Linked DNA regions of Mus musculus: region 1 is linked to region 2. The links are chromatin loops, found by intact Hi-C in ENCODE. Cell type or tissue: left cerebral cortex. All regions are shown on one strand.

What was found. Hi-C counts contacts between places; a loop is a spot of excess contacts. Peaks named below come from ENCODE experiments on the same cell type or tissue, not always from the same donor. Only the 100,000 strongest peaks of a DNase experiment are listed, where the experiment ranks them.
Region 1: a loop joins it to region 2, with 3.0 times the contacts of the local background. A loop is called at or near these places in 2 of 42 quality-filtered maps.

Annotation. Positions count from the first base shown.
Region 1 is chr10:116,112,271-116,120,270 of GRCm38, reverse strand. All of the region lies in intron 2 of Ptprr (protein tyrosine phosphatase, receptor type, R), which reads right to left. Taf7l2 reads left to right here and starts at 6,354. Exons shown (of 1, transcript NM_001161855.1): 1 at 6,354-8,000. The coding sequence starts at 6,652. The coding sequence ends at 7,788. In left cerebral cortex, no CTCF peak of the experiment used is centred here; DNase peaks (open chromatin) are centred at 2,991 and 3,790.
Region 2 is chr10:116,014,845-116,022,844 of GRCm38, reverse strand. It overlaps Ptprr (protein tyrosine phosphatase, receptor type, R), which reads right to left and starts at 4,482. Exons shown (of 14, transcript NM_011217.2): 1 at 4,033-4,482. The coding sequence starts at 4,090. In left cerebral cortex, CTCF peaks have their summits at 4,757 and 4,957 (motif pointing left); DNase peaks (open chromatin) are centred at 3,146, 3,593, 4,524 and 4,887; H3K4me3 peaks cover 2,447 bases; H3K27ac peaks cover 1,868 bases.

The DNA of each region.
Region 1 (8,000 bases), 97 kb before region 2:
ATGACCCAGGTATTGCTTCTTCAGGTAAAAAATACAGTGCCTGGGTTAAAAAATAGTTGGTGAGGTTAACAGTAGAGTAAACATTTCAGAAGAGTGGATGAGTAAGATTTAAGAGGTGATAGAATGAACAATGAAACACACAGTGGATAATGTCTTAAGAAAAGATGAACAGGGACTTAGCTAGATGTAGAATTACTGCAGACAGTCTAATAACTTGCAATGTTTGAAGTCAAAGGCACAAAAACATTTAAAGAAATAATGGGTCAAAACTCCCAAATTTTTGGCTAGAGAATACGTGCAGAAATTCCTAAATTCCATGCCACTATCACATAAACTGGGCTTGGTAAATGTCTGAAATTCTAGCATTGGGGAAGCAGAGACATGAAAATCAGGAGTTTAAGATGGGCCTCTGCTACATGGTGGATTGAAGGCCAGCCTGGGATACTCAAGGTGCTGTCTCAAAAAAGAACACGCTGAAATGTCTGAGATGAAAACCGTACACCCAAATATTCAAGAAATCCAATGCAAGAAACTTATAGAAGAAATATGAGTAATACTACTGTGTAGAATTTCATATACAAAGTGTGCCTAAAACTTAGAATTCAGTCTTCTGTCTTCACAAGGAGTATGAGGTAAGTACACATATGGAACTCCTTGAGGTTGGGCATCATGAAAAGTGAAACTCTAAAGGGAACTTAGAATTTTTAGTAGGATAAATGGTCTATTAAATGTGAATAACCAAATGTATTAAATGTTCAGGTTTAATTCCAATTGAAATTATTTTCATGGAAGCGGAAGTATGGTTATTTGGCTCTTCAGAACTGTAGTTGTCTATACAAGATCCAGGCAGTCAACATTCAAACATGTATGGGGAGAGGCACAGGAGTCTTTACCCATCAAGGAGGAGTTATTGACAGTTGGTGGCTGTTAGGGTTTGTCCTGTGTCTGTGTCTGTGTCTGTGTCTGTGTCTGTGTCTGTGTCTGTGTCTGTGTCTGTGTCTGTGTCTGTGTCTGTGTCTGTGTCTGTGTCTGTGTCTGTGTCTGTGTCTGTGTCGTCTGTGTCTGTGTCTGTGTCTGTTTGTGTCTGTCTGTGTCTGTGTCTGTGTCTGTCTGTGTGTCTGTGTGTCTGTGTGTCTGTGTCTGTGTTTGTGTATGTATTATGGCTTTATATATTGAAGTTTAAAGGGTACTACAGAGAAGTACAGATGATGTTGGGGGTGTAGGGTAAGAATGATCAAAATACATTGTTTCTATGTATGAAATTATCAAAGAATAAAATATTAAAAATACTTAAAAACTCATCCACTGGGGATATGGCACAGTGGCTAAGAGCACTTCATCTGTAAACACAAAGACCTGAGTTCAAATCCCCAGCATCTATGTAAAAAGCTAGGCGTGGCTGAATATTCATGTAAACCCTAGCTTTAGGGGTCAGGGGCAAAGACGGGCAGATCTTAGGAACTTATTGGTTACCCAGCCTCACCAAAAACCTAGCGCTTCCAGGTCTTGAAAGAGCCTGTCCCCCAAAATAAGGCAGCACAATCTCAGGTGAACTCTATCTTCCTTTGGCTCTTGCACTCTTTCTTCCCCCTCTTCTGCAGTGATCTCTGTGTTGTTGGTGCAGGAATTTTGTTGCAGATGTATCAGTTGGGAGTGGACTTCACAATTCTGCATTTTGATTGGCTGTGGTTTTCTGTAATGGTCACTTTTTGTTGCAAAGAGAAGTTCCCTTGATGAGGGGTGAGAACTACACTTGCTTGTTGGTACAAGGATTACAACTGGTTAGTAAAGTGGCAGTAGTATGTTCTCTTCCAAGATCCATGATTCTACTAGTCCTGGGTGGTTGACTAAATTTTTGGTATCAGGCATGCTTTCCCTCTTGTTGGGTAGGCTAAGTCCAACCAGAGAGTTGTTGGTTACCACCAAGTTATGTGTGCCACTTCTGTATCATTAGGGTTATTGTGTGAGATTGTGTCTCCCAGAAATGTCAGAAACTACACTCAAGAAGTCTCATCAACATGTCTGCCTAAGCGTGACTGAACGAGGGTGATACCAATAGACATGCTAATATCAGAAGAGAAAAGCTCATGAGATCTTAACCCTCAACAACTAACTACAGGTAACTAAGGCATTCCAAGTCTGGGACAAATAGTCTTCCCCAGAGAGGAGCATACCAACTGGTCATCTAATACCAACTGGTCATCTAGTACCAAATGGTCAGCTCTGAAAGCACATATATCCAAGCAGCATTATATGGACAGAACGGGTTGCATTTATATGTTAAGGAACAGCAACAACAACAATTTAAAAAGAGAGATAGCATGAATTTGAAAGAGAACAAGCATAGTGGCATATGGTGGGGTTTGAGGGAGAAAAGGAACAGGGAATTGGAAATAATGCAATTATAGTCCCAAAATATTATATATATATAATGGTGGCAGATAGGTGACAAAGCTCAGTTGGTAGCCTGTTGATCTGAGTCTATGATCCCTGGGACCCACATAGTAGAAAGAGCAAACCAAGTTCCATAAGGTATCCTCTGACTTCTGTATGCATTCATGGCACACTCAGGCATACACATGTTTGTGCACACATGCACACACACACACACACACACACACACACACACACGTTAAATAAACAAATGTAAACAGGAAAAACAAGGCAGAAAGTGATAGAGGAAGACACCCTAATTTTTCCTCTGGCATCAGCATGCATACACTTGAGTATTCATCTCTCTCTCTCTCTCTCTCAAAAAGAAAAATACATCACCTATTCATTAAACTACCAACATTTGTTTGAAATATCAGCAAAAGTGCACAAGCTCTGCCTTCACGCGGTGAATAATGTGAATCTATGTGTTATCGCTGAGGCAGTTTTATAACTGCTTGACAGATGCATACATAGATTTTAGCTGGCTCATCCCTGTTTCTTTATCACATTGCATTGAACGTGAAATTACAACTAATTTAGAAGGATGCTCTTTCCTGAATTATCTCTATTTTTTTTACCGTGTGAAATCCTCCTCTCAAGGCGGACTGGGTGGGTGGTATTGCCTGTGGTAAAAATAGTTTTCCACTTAGTCACTTTTTAACTCAACACACTTTATCTCTAGCACGAATGTTTCCTGAAGCTTCTTATCTACAGCTTTATTACAAACGATAAAACTTACTATCATACAGTGGCAGACAAATATTTATAAACAAACATGAAGTGAGTAAGTACCAAGAAAATGACCTCTGCTAAGATGTATATGCAAATAAGAAAATAGCATTCCTTGGGAAAAAAATGAAATTTAAACAGGTCTATTACTATAATAGTCAGCATCAGAAAACAATAGATATTAAAGCATCAAATACATCTGTCTCAAAGGCAAGAATTGGACTGAGGACAGAATGGCAATGAACACTCAACATGATTCACTAAAGTAGAGAAAGATCAGTAGCAATGTTGTGTATGTCTATTCTCATTTGGTGTTGTAGAATTTTCTTTTTGAGTAAATTTTACATCTGCATACAATATTAATATGTTGTTACATAAAACTATGTATCTTGGTCACTGTTCTGTTGCTGAGACACAGTGGCCAAGACAACTCTTATATGGGAGAAAGCATTTAACTGGTGGCAGGCTTACAGTTTTAGAGGATTTAGTTCACTGTAGTTCTGGCAGGAAGCATGGTGGCAAGTAGGTAGGTGCTGGAGCAAAATCAAAATGCAGGTCACATACTTCCAACATCCAATGGTAAAGAATATATATTGCCATTCTGAAATGGCAAGATGGGGACCATATAAGGAAATACTGGGCCAGATTGAAAAGCAGTAGGACAAATTCCAAACACCATGTTCTACATCACCGTGTTTGATGTAAATGTGATCTTTAAACTTCTCTTTCTTGAACTGTTTCTACTCCCTGTCTGCAGCTTTCCTTGGCAGGCATCCCACGGTTCTGGGATCTCTAAAATCTTGAGGTCTCCAACACAATCCAGTTCTCACCTTCATAGATTCACACAATAACCTCTCTGGACCTCCATGCAGGAACCCCCTGACACATGCCTGACTTCAGCTGCTTTCCTTAGCCACAGAGGGAGATTCCACAACTCCTTTGTTTATATCCTTGATTTCAAAGATATAACCAAGTGACCAAAGTTACCAGGTTCTGCTGCTTGATGGGGGTTGGACCTTGGCCCCTTCCTTTGATTACATTATTACGTTTGCCTCAGCTTTCTGTTGGAATAATGTGTGCGTGTGTGCATGTGTGTGTGTGTGTGTGTGTGTGTGTGTGTGTGTGTATTTTATATATATCATCACAGTATTAGAGAATAAAATACTTAAAAAAATATGACTATATAACCAAAAGCTTTGGAATTATCAGAGTAATTTCCATTTCTAATAATGCTTAATTAGCAAATGATGGGATTGTATGTGGTAGGGCACACTTGGAGTCTCAGCACATGAGAGATTAGCCTCAGCGACCACGTGTTTCCTTTGAGGCTAATTCGGACTATGAGAGCCTCTCTTCTCTCCATTTCCCTTCAAAATAATTTATTCCCATCTTCCCAGTTGTGATGCTTGAGTTATACCAACTAAATAATAAAATTGAGTTTTTTTTTAAATTACAGATTACAGATGTTCTATTGTATTAACTTCAGCTTCTTGATTTATTTTTGTGCTTTATAGAACTCATAGCTAAGTACTGACCAATGATCACAGTTTATTCAGAGCAGCTCACCAAGAACAGTGCTATAGTCAGCCTTCAAAATAATTCAAAAACATTATCCACTGCTACGTGGGTGAGTGAACAAAATAAATGACTGCCATACTGCTTTTTACTTCTAGGTAATGGGAGGAGAGAAATTAAGGGTATTCAAAAATCCACTTAGCAGCGGCACGTATTTAATGCATTTGTGAATAACAGGTACTTGTCCTTAAAAAGGTAAAAAATTTAAAAGTCGAGATATATGAAAAGTGAAATAAAAAGCCATGCTATTTGTAGGTTGTCCTCGTTCTCCAGGGAAACAACAATAATAAACCCCACTGGATTATAGACTCATGCTCTCACTAGATCTCCCTCAGTTCTTTTTCTCTATAAAGGCCTGCATAGAAACAATTAGAGGCTATAGGTTGGGAAATAGTATTTACCAGAGGTAAAATATTTTTATTTTCCAGAAGTAAGTAGTTGTTCTTTGATGATGAAAAGAGAATTCTGTATTCTGGTTTCTGTGATCTATCACTGGGCTGTTTAGGGGTAAAGAGTCATTGTGCCATTCTTATAGTTTCCAGCTAACAGCTCCCAATGTTAATTTTTTTTTTTTGGGTTGGCATTTACGACTTATACCATGATGAAGTAGTTGTTTAAGAAAGATCCCTACTCCCCTCCCCATATTTGTGACCTTTGGAATAACCGGCTACTGTTTAGATTGGGACATCTCTATCTAGCACTGAGCCCATATAGCTTCCTGCCCTTGTCTAAAAGTCTTGAAATGAATGAATGAATGAATAAATAAATAATAGCTAGTGAGGAGGGGGCTTAGTGAAAATTCTGATAGTCAGCACACAGTCCCAGCCAACCGACAAGCTAACAGCTCATGGGGCAATCAAATACATCACAGCGTTTGCTGTATAAAGTGACAAATAAATGCCTTTAATCCCAGCACTCAGGAGGCAGAGGCAGGCGGATCTCTGAGTTCGAGGCCAGCCTGGTCTACAAGGTGAGTTCCAGGACAGCGAGGGCTACACAGAGAAACCCTGTCTCGAAAAACCAAACTAACTAACTAACTAACTAACTAACTAACTAAACAAATAAAAATAAACAAACAAACAAAACCAAAAACCCAATAACAAAACAAGAAATCCACACAAAGAACACCGGAGTAACCCGGCAGCAGAAGGTCCCGCTAGGTGGAAACACAGCAGCCTTTAGGTGCTTCAGCCGGAAGCCTATGACCGGAAGTGCGTGCTCGGAGCCTGAGGTCCTTTTCAAAGTGAGTTTCTGTCCATACGCAGAAGCGCGTCTGCTGCCTCGAGGCTCACCGCTGGCCGTTAAGCGGCTGCCAGACGCCTGTGGTGGCCTCGGGAGGACTGAGGAGGGCTAGGGACGACTGAGGAGGACCAGGAACGACCGAGGAGGACCAGGGAGGCGCATAGAGAACTGTGGAGGAGTACATAGAGGTACGTGGAGACCGCGAGGCCTGAGGTGGCGTCCTGAGGCCCAGGACTGCCGCGAGGCCTGAGGTGGTGTCCTGAGGTGCAGGGTGGCCGCGAGGCCCGCGGAGGACTGTGGAGGACTAGGGAGGCCCGAGGAGGTGTAGAGGCAAACAGAGGCTCGAGGAGGCTGCGAGGCCCGAGGTGACGTGCAGAGGCCCTGCGGTTACCAGCGGAGGCCACCGAAGCCTGCCGAGGTGTGGGGAAGCCATTAGAGGCCAGCTGCCTACCTGGTGGCCCGGGACACAGGAACGAGGTGCCAGGGGCCAGCGCGCTGACTGAGCCTCCCTGGGCAGGGCAGACTTGAACTCTAAGCGCCTCGGCCTCACCGCAGCCCTCAGAGCCCCGCGGGGCCCAGCCTTTGTCCCCCCCAAGGACACAGGAAAGGAAGGTCGACCCCAGGCCACACGGCCTCACCTCAGCTCTGGCGCGGATAAGCCCAAGAGACAAGATGAGCAAAAGCCGAGATGAACCGCCTCACGAACTCGAGAACCAGTTCATACTGCGGCTGCCCCCAGAACAGGCTTCGGCGGTCAGGAAGATCATCCGTTCTGGAAATGCCGCCATGAGAGAGAAACTAAAAATCGACTTGTCTCCCGATTCACGCCGTGCCGTCGTTCAGGTAGATGGCGTCTCACTGTCTGCCAAACTTGTCGATTTGCCTTGTGTTATTGGAAGCCTGAAAACGCACGATGGGAAAACCTTTTATAAAACAGCCGATGTGTCCCAGATGCTATTGTGCAGCGCCGATGATGGTGATCCCCACACGTCCCCAGAAGAGCCAGCTACCTCTGCTGGTGCTACTGTAGTGGGAAACAAAAAGGAAGCAGAGGGAAAATATATCTGGAAGCATGGCATTACTCCACCACTTAAGAACGTCAGAAAGAAACGGTTTCGCAAACCAACAAAAAAGCCCGCCGATATGAAGCAAGGCGAAGAAAGCTGTAGGGCCTACATTGATTCCAAAGATGTGGAAAAGGAAGTGAAGAGGCTGCTGCGCTCAGATGCTGAAGCCATCAGCAGCCGATGGGAAGTCGTTGTTGATGATGAAACCAAGGCAGTACCAAGTCAAACCTGCACTTCACACGTTCCGTTGCCCCCTGAAGCAGGTGATCATACCTCATCAGCATGTGCTATGCCTCAGAGCACATTCAGTGATTCCAGCAGTGGCAAAGATGATCCAGAGAATAAAGATGAGGAGGAGGAAGAAGAAAAAGAGGAGAAGGAAGAAGAGGATGAGGATGAGGAGGATGAAGAGGAGGAAGAGGAAGAAGAGGAAGATGATTCTGAAGAAGACCTGGAAAGAGAGCTACAAGCCAAGTTTATTGAGTTTAGCTTGTGTGAAGCTAATGAAAGTAGCAGTTCAGTAATTCTTGGAATTCAGAAGCTGATTCATTCCAAGGAGAGAAAACTCCAAGAGATCCAGGCCAAAGCACAGAGGCAGAAAGATCTCCTCAGAAAATTGGAAAACCTGACCCTCAAGAGTCATTTCCAGTCTGTGCTAGATCAGCTCAAGTTACAGGAGAAGCAGAAGTATGAACAGATCCTTTTTCTACAGGAACAACTGAAGTGTTTTTTGAAGAAGTAAGACTTTGAATCCATCATCTAGACTGTAGACTTGGTGAAACTGTGTTTTCCTCTAGTTACCTTATCTTGAATTGTTTTTGTTTCTTTGAACATTTCACTGATTGTAGTGTTTCAAGAACAAAGTGTAGAAAAGGCAGTATAAAAAATGTGATAGCTTAAAGGGTCCCAATTGATCTTGGGGCTTGGCTTCTCTTGGTTAATTTGAGAACTCAA
Region 2 (8,000 bases):
GAAGGTAGAGGAGCAGATGATATCAATTTTAGAGAGAGAAGTATGAAAGAATCTATCAAGAGAAATTTCCACTAAAAGGTCACATGTTAGTAAAGCCCAAGATCTCAAATCATGGATAGGTTAATCCAGGAAATGGCTTTCCTTGGTAAAGAAAAACTTATGCAAGATCCTTCTAGGAACAGACAGACTAATATGAGCAGAGATAAGTTTAAAGAGGAAAGTGGTGGAGGTATATAAGAAAGAAAGGAGAGAAATAGAATATTGTAGACCTTGCATGTTTTAAGGGCTGTTTGGTTTGACTAATCTTTGAGATTGGACAACCAAAGGATATGATATAATCTGAAAACACAATGCTTTTTATGCTAGATTGCTCTTTTTCTTGAGCATATAATTTCTGCAAATGACTTCCTATATCCTTATGGCTCCATGAAAGGCACTCTGTCCCTTTGGGAGACTGAAGAGGTGTGCTATATAATTCTTGGAGAATAGAGGAACACCTTTGAGACATACCCTGAAGAAATGTATGTCATTCAGACAGGACAACAGGAAGGACAGGATGGCAATCTGAAGTCACCTTTTCCAGTGCATGGGTTGAAGTCAATCTCTTTACTATCACAACATTCGTTGGTTTTTTGTTTTGTTTTGTTTTGTTTTGTTTTGTTTTTTTAGCTTTTAGATGATAACTTTTGAGAATATCACAAAAAAATTTACTCCTTGGCATTGAAAGTACTACCACATTAACATAATCTCCTCAAATGGAATATGACTCATTGGGCAAAGAATGAATGAGTACTGAAGTAAATAAGCGGTCTGTGAGTCTTCCACACGGTTGTTCTTTAAGCAATCTTCCCATTGGCATGGCTTTTGGTTAACACTTGGATATCTATGAAGTGGGCTTTTAAACTGGAATTTCTTTGCTCTATTGGATCCCAGAAGATTCGAAGAGTAAGGACAGCTAAGGAGAAAAGGATTTGTCACCACTAACACAATGGTGGCTTATTCTATTAGAATCAGTTTTGCCTACGTTTCCAGCAACTACTTTATGAGGACGTTATCGATGGCATCTTAGAATACTTCATAGGTGGGAGAAATTGGCTGAAGGGATGGGATGTTAGTGCTCTTAGCTATATTGGGAACTTGAATTTTTTGTAGTATATAGTAATAGGTCTGAGAGCCTGTGTGTTTTTTTTTTTTCTTCCAGACTATGTTGTCAGTTGGCACTACTGCATCTTGTTATTTGTGCCTTAAGCAACTTAAGCAACTGGCTGGACGATAAGTATGATTTGTTTCTTTAGATCTGTGGCAATTAGCTGTCACGTGTCATTCAACTTCTTAGCTATGAGCTAAGCAGCTTCGTTGGCCTTCCTTACCCAAGAATGACAACTGCATTGCACTGTTTGCCCTTCCCACAGACATGACAAACATATCACAGTTTGCCCCCTATTGAGACTGCCAGAACTTGGGGTTACCATGCCATAGGCAACCATACCAAGTAATTGGAGATGACACTCACATTGAAAGTAATTTCCAGCCTTATCGTTAGAGACATGGCTATGCCCCAGGCAACAATTCCCAGCACAGCTGAGAACACTTACAGTCCATCTCATTATTTAATTTACTCCATTTGTCGAGCATCCTAAGATACCATCATTTGTGATACCACCATAAAGTAGTTGCTGGCAACCTGGGTATGACTGATATCGAGCAATTAGCTTTTCAGCCAAGCAGCTAATGTGTATAGGTGTCACTGTCCTTTCTAAAAATAGAGTCAGCCTCTGCCCTGGGAATGTGGCTTTCTTTACAAGAGACAAGCTCAGATATTCAACAAGTAAAAGGCTTGGAGGCTTCTTGATCTCTGCTCTCCCAGCCACTTACTTTCTGATTACCTAAATCTGTGGGAGCAGAGGTCAAGAAAGCCACATTTATTTGAGTTCTGATGAAAAGCCCAAACAGTAATATTAGGTAGCTCTGATGCATTTTAATCTGATGACAGCCTGTGACCCACAAATTGCTGTTTAAAATTAAAAATGAATCCAAAATGAAACTGGCAAGACAATTACAATCCCAGACTTGTAATCTGCTTTGACAAGACACCATTCCAAAGCACTGTATTAAATACAAATACAATTAATGTATATGTAGCATACTGCAATTGAAACCTGAAATATGTAGTAAATCACCAGTTGCCTTATGAAACTAAACTTGGCTGGATAATCTTATTTTTAATCTTTTTTTACATGTTAAGAAGGCAAAGTGCAGATTATAGATTTGCTTTGACTTTTGTAATACACACTTTGGCAAACCTCCAGACATCATCGAGGGATGCAGACTTCATCGAGGGATGCAGACTTCCAGGTTTCACCTCTGATGAGAAAATGCTCTCTATTTCCCTTATCCCCAGGGTTCATCCATAATAAATTAGAAATGTTTTCTGCATGCTTAATATGAAGTCTATTTATAATTTCAAGCTTATAACTACTTAGTATGCATTAATTACAATCCCTAACATTTGTTTATACATAATTTTCAAGAATAACTTCACTGATGTATTTTATCAGATAATTAATTACTTAACTGGATAGCAATGAAAACTTTTTTTTTGGCAATGGCTATTTTTTCAGTTGTACCATTAAACAGTATTGGATGTAAAACAATAACAGTGTTCATGTTTTCATCATCATATATTTTAACGTTAAATAATTACATGTGGCAATGAAATGTTTGCAAATAATTTAATGACCAAATCATAGCTTTTTCTCCCACTGGTTTTTCAAGATACCAGAGAACCACTGAACACCCCACAATGTAATATTGTATCTATGATAATTAACACACATCCTTAATTATAGCCTTATTGTTCCTATACATTGTTTGTTTCTAAATTCACAATGCATTTAAATAGCAATTGCTGGGACAAAAAAAGTACTACATCTCACTCCCATCATTGCATACATGAAAAAAAAAACACTCAGTCTTTTGGAGCACTATAACAAGGATTGTAGGTGTGTGTGTGTGTGTGTGTGTGTGTGTGTGTGTGTGTGTTCACAGTAGCATAATACACTCCCACTCGGTGTACTTAGAGAAATGAATGCGTGTGAAAGAAACTCAAAGAAAAGGTCTGTGCTTGCTACAGGATCACTGCATGGACAACTGCGGTCTCGGCAGGGTTCCTGAAATCTCTCTGCCATGTTTTATTTTGGTTCCCGTGTGTGAAAATCACCTAGGGTGCAGTCCAGTGAGCCTGTCCACAGGGTTAGAGGAGCCAGGTGACACCGAATATAAAATTCCTAGGCACTTTATCAGCTGTGCATCCCTAGAACTACACAGTGATTCTTGTGTCCAATCTATTTTTATGTGTTTACACTCTCGCTGCCTCCCATCCAATCTATCCTGGGGACACAGTGATAAAAAACCCCCAGGCTTGTCAGCGTGGTTGGGTTTTTCTTTACTGACTGCGGATACTGACCGTGGTGCTGAAATAGAGAGGAGCCTCCGGTTTGAAACCTTTCCTTCCTCTTATTGGTTCAGAAAACCCGAATGACAAGAGCAGGGGCCAAAGCAGCCTAGAGCAGCATGATGAATAAACCGAGCATTTGGCTCTTAGGGGCGGAGATGCAGACCGTCAGGTTACAGACAGGGCATCCCCGTGAGCGCTCGCTACACTGGGAGATCTTATGGATGTAGCCGCTGCAGTAGGAAGGGCTTCATCCAGCAGGGTGTCTCATCTCTTTTTCCCTGTAAAATGTGCAACCAAGCGCAAAGCCTAGAAGCACAAGCAGGAAAGCTCAATGGAGGGGGGACCAAATCTATATTCACATTAAAAACTGTTCACTCTTCGCCATGCAAGATAAAGAAGGGAGAGCTGAATTTAGCCTAAGTTTTCAGCCCTAGCCTTCCAACAGGTGCACTCTCTCACCCCTCAGACATTATCCCAAATCTTTCTCTGCCAGGCAAGCTTTCCCTGGAGTCCTCTAGCGTGTGCTGTTTCCCATCTTCTCCTTAGCTTCAGCTCTGAACCCCGCAAGCCCTTACCTGCAGCATGAAGATTAAGAAGCAGGCACAGCGCAGGGAAGCCGACCGCTCTCCTCATAGTGTGTGCATTGAGGGTCAGAGGAGAAACTCCGCCGCAACCCCACTCTAGGCTAAGTGCTATTTGAGAGAACCACTGCCAAGAGTCCTTTGATCCCGGGCATCCGATGACAGGGTCCTCCGCTGGGGTACACAGAGCAGTCTGTGGCGTGCCTACAGAACCGAGCACCTGCTTCCTCTCCGCAAGGGATGGGGAGATACGAGAGTAGGATGCTGCGGGAGATGGGGACTCGAGGCTGATGGGGGCAAGACGCTCAGAAGAGGTGAGAGTTTGGCCTTCTGGAAGCCCGCAGCCGGTGGTGACAGTGGGGTGGACTCTAGTGCCAGCCTCCGAGCCAGGCAGCGCCTCTGCTGCCTGTGCAGCTAGCAGCAGCCGAGACACACCGAGGCACTGAGCATGCCCAGCTCCGGCCCTGGCTAGGGAGTTTCAAATCGAAATTCCACCTCTCCGGGTCTTAGCTGAGACTGCGAGGGGAACAAGCTCCACGAGGAGGAGGAGGGGGAGGAGGGGCTGGAGGCTAGCTTTAGGGACCTCCTAAATCTGAGGTCCTAGAGTTCCTCCTAAATCTGGGCGGGGGGAGGAGTTGAGTGGGGAGGGAAGAGGCGGGGCCAGGACCACAGAAACCCAAGGAGGGAAGTGGAGGGGGCCACTCATCTGGTTCCTTCCTCACATTTTTGAATCACGCGTGGACTCAGCTCACTGTGGCAACTAAATGCTTGCAGGCTGACCAGTTTCCCAGTATGTCCCCACCCTAGTGAAGCATAGGCAAGCAGCGAGTTCTGGCCTGGTTGGGCAAATGTTCCCACTTACAGCCTGCTGTGTTTAAGCAAACGGGATATTCCGAGAGCGCCCCCTTCTTGCCAATGAGCTCACCCCAGGCTTCTTTCTTCCAATCTTTGTACTTCCACTAAATTCAAGCCTCAAGTCTTTGACTGGAGTGCTTGAAAACAGGGAGGTCATACTTACAGGGTAGGGAAGTACACCCGTGTAATACGAAGGAAAGGAACGGTCTTTGGTGTTTTATGGAAATAATTACCTAAGATTTTATCATTAATTTAAAAAATAATGTATTGGGGTATTTTGCTTGCATGCCTGTCTGTCCACCACGCCTGTGTGTCATTGCCCTCAGAGGTCAAATGAGGTTGTTAAAAGGCTAGGATTGGATTTATGGATGGTTGCGAACTGCCACGCGGTCGCAGGAATAAGACCCGGGTCTTCTGGGAAAGTAAGGAGAGCTTTTCACAGCTGAGCCACTCAAGCCTTATCAACTTAACTCGACTTCTCCGCTCCAATCCTGTACCTTTAACGAGGCTCGCACAGTGTGCAAATATATGCACTTTTAGTTCCTTTACCTAAGTTGGTAGGATGAAGATCCTTACCATTCTAGTGACTAATTACTCTAAGGCCAAATGTCCCTCAGCCAAGCTCCCTTCAAGACTGTTCATCTTCTGCTTCTATTCGCAGGTTTCCCTTCTGCCTCTTCGGCAATGGACCTCACTCAGACCACTGCCCACCCAGTTGCTTACAAAGGTCTAAATTTGTTTTTTTCTTAAGAAGCTTTGGGCTAACCTGACATTATAATGTCCTTCCTCTTCCCCGCTTTTTGAACACCGCCACACACACACACACACACACACACACACACACACACATATATATATATATATATATATATATATATATATATATATTTTTTTTTTCCTCTCTCTCTCTCAAACGGTTCGTTTATCTGTGACACACATTTCGCCAACTGCAGGCTCTTTGAGAAGCTCTAAATTTTGCATTAACTTAAATTGAATAAAATCGTGCTGGCCAAATACGAGGTAGTAATAAGTGCTCATTGAATTGAACTGCGAGGCTCATTGAGTGCTTTCTTCCTGCATCCCCTGAGGACTGAGACAGCTAATAGGAAGCCAGATAATCAACAGAACCGAAATTAGGACCGGCCTCAAAGGCTCTGGGTGCTCAGGCAGTGCCACCTATTTCTTTTATAATTTTTTGTATCAAGAGCTCTGAGAAGACAAGGCCAGGAATTAAACTCTAACAGGTGGAGTGTGAGCAAGATGACATGTATTTTTAATACCTCACCATTCTCTCTGTCCTAAAAATAGAAGCATAAAAAGCACTCTTGCTGCTCCCCTGGTTGTGCCTGTGACTGTAGTGGGCTCTGCCTCTGAGGACCAGAGTTTCGCCGAGACTTTTCTGCAATCTTTTCTGCAGCTTTGACCCTTGCATCAGAGTTTCTTTTTCTGTTTCTGTTTGCCATATTATTTTCTGATATACAGGCAGTTATATTTCTATAGTTTATATTCTTTCATCCATACTCCTTTGGCCCTAGGATACAATCTCTAGAATGACAGAGTTGTAGACAGGGTTTCTATTCCTGCACAAAACATCATGACCAAGAAACAAGTTGGGGAGGAAAGGGTTTATTCATCTTACACTTCCCACATTGTTGTTCATCACCAAAGGAAGTCAGGACTGGAACGCAAGCAGGTCAGGAAGCTGATACAGAGGCCATCGAGGAATGTTACTTACTGGCTTGCTTCCCTTGGCTTGCTCAGCTTGCTCTCTTATAGAACCCAAGACTACCAGCCCAGGGATGGCACTGCCCACAAGGGGCCTTTCCCCCTTGATCACCAACTGAGAAAATGTCTCACAGCTGGATCTCATGGAGGCATTTCCCCAACTGAAACTCCAACCTTTGTCAAGTTGACACACAAAACCAGCCAGTACAGACTTTTGGGGGGCTTTACTCACTTTAAGTAACCCAACTGCCCAGACCAACACTTCACACAACAACCATGCTCAAAACCAATAAAGGTCATCTGGATGAGATGCTCCAAAACAGGTGGGCAGCCTGGCTGGTACTGCTACTGAATTTATCTCCCAGATGCACTGTATACCCATGTTTAGAGGTAAGTGGAGTAAAATCCTTCTTAGCTATGACTGCTGGTGCATGGATGGAGTCAGGAGGGAAATAATATCAGTGTGCTTGCAGAAGATGCACCTTCCTAATTTTATGCCTCTTTAAAACAATATTCAAGCTTACATAAGTGTTCAAGAAGATAATATGGCTACAGTCATGAATCCATGCTGCATCAGTGCCAAGAATATCTTGCTTTTCCATAGATAATTCTAACCTTTACTTTGGGGGAGGGGGGATGTAAAATTTCAATTAATATAATTGGTTTTGACTTTGCCAGCAAGCAGCCTGCTAGCTATGTACTTTGCCTAAGGCTACAGGTAGCTGAATGAAAAACCACATGAAAATCTCTTTAACAGGAAAATTTTTTTTTTCTATTTTGACTAGAGTAGTTCAGAATTGTAAAAATAACCTTAACTGGGCTGTTATTTTGGGGCCTGGATATTCATTATTACTTTCCTACTCAAAAAATAAAATATAAAAAAGATAGGGGGCAAGAATACTGGCTCATCAGTTAGGAGTATCCCCAAACCTACGTTGGGTGGCACATGACCACCAGTAATTTCAACTCCAGTGACTCTAACCTCCTCCTCTGTCCTCTAAGAACACCTGTACACAACACATGGCATACACGTGGATAATATTATCCATTTTTGATTTAAAACATATTTCCTACAATAGATTCTGATCATTGTTTCTCCTTTTTCATATTCTCCCTACCTCCTCTCCCATCTAACTCTACACCCTCTTCTGGTAAGCGTCCACATTAGCCTGGGTATACAGAGTTGAAACTATCCACTTAGGACATCCTTCTTGGAGCACTTGAAGTGGACAAATCAGGTTCATCGACTGGGTTTCTTATTATTTAGGCTTCCATTATTTGGACAGAGTGATGGATAACATTCCTTAAAGCCTTCCTTCATGCCAATCTCTGTCTTAAGCAAATGAATTCCCAGTCTAAACTTTCACAGTAGCCAACTCAAA